Linked DNA regions of Mus musculus: region 1 is linked to region 2. Evidence: chromatin loops called from intact Hi-C (ENCODE). Cell type or tissue: left cerebral cortex. All regions are shown on one strand. Region 1 overlaps Cacna1a (calcium channel, voltage-dependent, P/Q type, alpha 1A subunit). Region 2 has its middle 22 kb from the start of Ccdc130.

Region 1 (2,500 bases), 260 kb after region 2:
GAGCAGGCGGGACCCAAATGCCCAGGCTCCACCAGCCCCACCAGGCCGTGAGCTTCCTTCCATCAGCTGCTTTCCCTGACTCGACATACAGACACCCTGCTGAACGTGTTCTTGGCCATCGCAGTGGACAACCTGGCCAATGCCCAGGAGCTCACCAAGGTGGAGGGCACAGTAACCACCTGCTCATGGCAGATCATGACAGCAGGGTTTGGAGGGATGTGGGGGCTGGGTCAGGGCTCTTGCTGGGGATGGGAGCACTGGGCACCTCTCCTGGAGCCATGCCATCCCTGATCAAGATAGTTTGTAGCCCAGAAGGGGAAGGGGACAGTAAGGTGGCTTCTGAGGACAGATATTGAGCCTGCACCCAAAGGCTTGAGGAATAAGGACTTTCAGGATAATGGGCACTGCTGCCAGCCAAAGGATGGGGCAAGGAGTGACTTGGTAGGGCCTCTGGCAGAGCTGGAGCTAGCAAGGCTCAGACACAGTGACAAGGGTTGCCCCTTCCCCCAAATCACCCTCCTTCTGACTTCCACAGGGAGCATGCCAGGGGACAGTTGATAGGAGGTTCGAGACAAGGTGCACAGGTTACCTGGCTGGGAAGACAGGGTGGGTCTGCAGGCTTATGTTTCCACCTGTGACCCTGTGCTGAGGAACTAGCCAGATGGAATGCCCTCAGGCTGGCCTTCCAAGGGACAACAGTACAGAGCTGTGGTCCAGGTGCCAGGCTCCACTCCAGTCCTCCTTCGGAGAAGGGGAAACTGAGGGTCAGAAAGAAAAGATCCATGGTCGCAGATGGTATGGCCACTACTTAAAGCATCATGCAGCCAGCGTGGTGGTGTGTGACTGAGCACAGAACTGAGGTAGGAGGATTGAAAGTTTAAGACGCGTGCCACATAAAGAACCTGTGTTCCCTCAAAAAAAAAAAAAAAAAGATATGCATGTGTGTGTGTGTGTGTGTGTGTGTGTGTGTGTGTGTGTGTATACACACACACACACACACACACCACATGTGGGAAAGCCAAGGCCAGGGAAGGTAGATGCCAGTGCCATACACCAGGAACTGCAAGAGCAAAGATGGAGCCCTACAAAGGGCAGAGAAGAGCTGGGGCAGGAACTCGGGAAGAAAAGTCACCGGGTGAGATGAAGCCCAGGTTTCATTCCTACTCAGTGACGCTGAATTATCTGGGGACAAGCTGGCATCACGTGCCCCTCAAGGCATCCTCCGGCATCCTAAGTGTCCTCAGGTCCATGCCAGTCAGGCCTGGGGGAGGAAACCCTGCTTTCTGCAAAGCAGCTCACGCCCCCTGGTGGCTGTGAACAGAGCAGCCAGATTATGGGCTGCGCAGAAAACCCTGGACAAGGTGGTGATGAGTGGGGCCCATGTGCCAGAGCTGGGCTCATCGGCCTTGGAGGAGAAAACATAGAGAAACCGCAGTTTGTGCAGTCTTGAGGTGTCAGGGACAGAGACCATCTTTCCTGCAGCCACGGCTGGCTCTGCAGAATTAACACACAATGCTTGCAGGCAGAGTCTTCCTCCCAGCCCCGGAGCCCCTCCCCAGTGCCTCAGAACCCAGGACTGCAAGGCTACAGGGGTAGGGGCTGCCAAGCTTCCATCTGTTTGCCCTGGCAGGAGGGAGGGAGAATTTCCCAGCCCCACCTCCGGCAGGGAAAAGCGGAAGTCTCCCACCCCAGGCACAAAGCCAAGAGTTCAGCCACCATGAAGCTGGCTGGCATGTGTCACCACAGTCCGATCCAGCCATGAGCTCATCCAAGACACAGGAGGCTGGCATGGGAAGACAGGCCAGCTACACTCCAAAGTGAAGGCAGCCATCCCCCTGCAGACCCCCGTCTTCCCCTTCATCCACTGTACATGTGGCTCACACCATTGTAATCCCCAAGCAAAGGAAGGGACTTGTTTGAGCTACATTTTACAGATACCATGCCTCATCCGTAATCATGGATTGACTACCAACAGTGAGCACAGGCTCGAAGCCAGGGAGAGTACGGTGAGCAAGACAGACAGACAGACAACAGTCCCTGCCCTGGGAGGACAGGATTCAGGTTGTAGAGGCAGGCCAGAAATCAGATGCATTTTTAAAAGCACTGTTTGTTAGTGCTGAAGGGAATAGTGCAGTGGGTTGAGTCAGGGAGTCCTGGAAGCTTGGTCATGAAGAAGAGACACAGAGAAATGGAGAGATTTTACTGAGGGTCACACAGCAATAAGTGGTTATGGCTGGGATTTTCACCCTGGCTGAATCTGAACCTTGTGGTTTTCTCCACTGCACACGAGACAATTAAACCTGAATGTGCTTCACACCCACCCAGCTGCCGGCTGAAAGTGTAGATCCCGAAGGCAGCCCTGGGTCTGCAGGTGCTGCCGGGGCCGGGAAACATTCGTTTTCAGTGTGGCTGAGACCAATGTTCCAACCACCTGGGTCTAAAAGATGCTGGACACGGTGCCTGACATCAGGGAACCCTGTCTCCTGTCACTGACAGTGAT
Region 2 (2,500 bases):
GACAGCTACAATGTACTTACATACAATAAATAAATAAATCTTTAAAAAAAAAAGAGTGTGCTGAGCGCCGGGCGTGGCCAGCACTCGGGAGGCAGAGGCAGGCGGATTTCTGAGTTCGAGGCCAGTCTGGTCTACAGTGAGTTCCAGGACAGCCAGGGCTATACAGAGAAACCTTGTCTCGAAAAAAAAAAAAAAGTGTGCTGCTTAGTTCTACAAACATTAAATTCCAGTAAACCCAGCAACTGTGGGTGTGGTGGTGTGCCGTGTGCCAGGAGGATGTATGTGGGCTACATACTCTTTCTCCAAAACCGAAGACTGGAGACAACAGAGCAGAGCATGCCTGTCAGTTCAGGGCCTCGTTGGAGGCTATAGACAGCACACAAGCAACTGAGCTGCAGAGAGTAACACAAACCAGCCAGGTTGGAGGGGCTGGCGCTGTCTGAAGGCTCCCTGCTGGCGCTCTGAGCTATTGTCTCCTGGTCACCAGAACATCCTCCCTGACATAGGCAACAAGGAGGAGGAGGTGAGGAAGCACAAAGAAGCTGGTGACTCAGAGGCCAAGGCAGTGGTCCTGAGAGGGATGGAGTTCCAGGGGTGAGTCAGATGGCCACCAAGGAAAAAAAAAGCAGATGGACCAGATGGCTCAGAAGGTACCGGCACCTGGGGCCAAGAATCCACAGGGGATGAGAGAACGGACTCCTTCAAGGTGTCCTCTGATCTGTATACATAGTGCATTGTGGGATACATGTCCCTCTTCTCTATCCTCTTCTCTGTTTGTCTGTCTGCCTGCCTCTCTATCTCTATCTCTGTCTCTGTTCCCCCCACACAAATGGAATAAAATGTTCAAAAAAATCTATACTGTAATATCAGCAAAACCAGCTTTTTTTCTTATGTCCTCTGTGTTGTTTGCATGTAGTTGTGCTCCTGAAACAAGCACGTCTAAGTTGTATGCTTACCTACGTGACTTAGCCACAAGCCATACACTTCAGTATGCGTTAAACACCAACACTACAAGCAAGTGCCCACAGGCAGAGGCAGCCCTGCCTGGAGAGGTAGCTTCTTCAGGGGCTTGTTGTCAGTGGAGGAAGCTGCCCACAGAATGCCAGCCTTTTCAGACCTTCAGGTTCCTTCCAAAGCATCGTGTATTCTTCCTGCTGCCGCCAGGAGGCGCCCGTGTCTTCATTTGTTAAGAAAAGTAAAATTTAGGAAACAAAAATTACTGCATTAAAAAAACAAAAAACATAAAGACAGAATGGCTCGGAGGGTAAAGGTATCCTGCTGTGAGTCAGGAGACCCAAGTTCCATCTCTGGGACCCACATGGTGGATGGAGAAAACGGACTCCCTGGAGTTATCCATCAATTGCCACACACGGGCTGGAGTATGCATTTATATAGACAGGTGCACACACAAACACAATTAATTTACTATAGAAATTAATTAATTTACAATAGAAATCAGGTGGAGGAAATGTCTCAGTGGGTAAAATGCTTGTTGTGTGATATCGAAGGCCATAGTTTGGATTCTCAGCATGTACACAAGTCCCAGGGGTTTCATGTGATTGCTTGCCTGTAATTCCGGAGCCAGAGGCAGAGCCAGGGGACCCCCAGAGCAAACTGGTTCATCGGATTAATCCCATCGCAAACTCTGGGTTCAAAGTGAGAGACACACCTCAATATATAAGGTGAAGACTGATCAAGGAAGACACCGGGCAGGGGTCTCTGTCTTCCAAATATATGCACACACATGTGTGTGCACCTACACAGAATTGAAAGTGCACACATTCTACATACTCCCACAGGGGGAAAAAATCACACTATTTAAAAGAAGCCTCATGACCTGGTATAGTGGCAAAAGCCTCTTGGTGGATCGCTCCGGAGGCGGGGCGGGAGGACCGTGGAAAGGCCGAGGGCAGCCTGGACTTTGTCCCACAGATGGAGACACAGAAAGCAGGAGCTGAGGCTGTGGCTCAGGGACACAACATCCTGGCTTCCATTCCCAGCACCACATAAACCAGGCATGGCTACCACCCCAGCAGTGGAGGCAGGAGGATTGGGATGGAGGGCATCAAGGACATCTGCAGTATTGTGTGACCAGCATTTCAGCCTAGCTCCAGAACACCTTCATCTGCTTGGAAGGTCAGTGAATTCAAACTGGCCCTGCAGCATGGCGGCCACACAGAAGTTGTTCTGCCTTGTGGTGTAACCTTTTCATTTGATGGCTCTCGTTTGTGTGCAAACTGGGACGGGGACAATGAACTAAATCTCAACTTGCTTGTGTACAGTTTTAAAAAGGTCGTTTCTAATTATGTGAAGGTGTGTGTATGTGTGTGTGTGTTCATGCATGTGTGTGTGTGTGTGTGTTGGTTGGTATGTACACATAAATGCAGGTGTCCCACAGAGGTCTGAAGTGTCAGGTTCCTTGGAGATGGAGTTACAGACTCTTGTGAGCCACCTCAGAAGGCTGCTGGGAACCAAACTAAGTCACATAGAAAAGCAGCCA

What was found. Peaks named below come from ENCODE experiments on the same cell type or tissue, not always from the same donor. Only the 100,000 strongest peaks of a DNase experiment are listed, where the experiment ranks them.
Region 1: a loop joins it to region 2, with 2.2 times the contacts of the local background. A loop is called at or near these places in 8 of 42 quality-filtered maps.

What each region holds. Positions count from the first base shown.
Region 1 is chr8:84,553,171-84,555,670 of GRCm38, forward strand. Cacna1a (calcium channel, voltage-dependent, P/Q type, alpha 1A subunit) reads left to right here. Exons shown (of 47, transcript NM_007578.3): 17 at 92-159. Among named protein-coding and RNA genes, the nearest start is that of Gm32854, 34 kb to the right of the region's middle. In left cerebral cortex, a CTCF peak has its summit at 1,313 (motif pointing left); DNase peaks (open chromatin) are centred at 8, 1,299 and 1,680; H3K27ac peaks cover 1,601 bases.
Region 2 is chr8:84,290,741-84,293,240 of GRCm38, forward strand. No RefSeq gene overlaps it. Among named protein-coding and RNA genes, the nearest start is that of Ccdc130, 22 kb to the left of the region's middle. In left cerebral cortex, CTCF peaks have their summits at 1,156 (motif pointing right) and 1,373; a DNase peak (open chromatin) is centred at 1,148.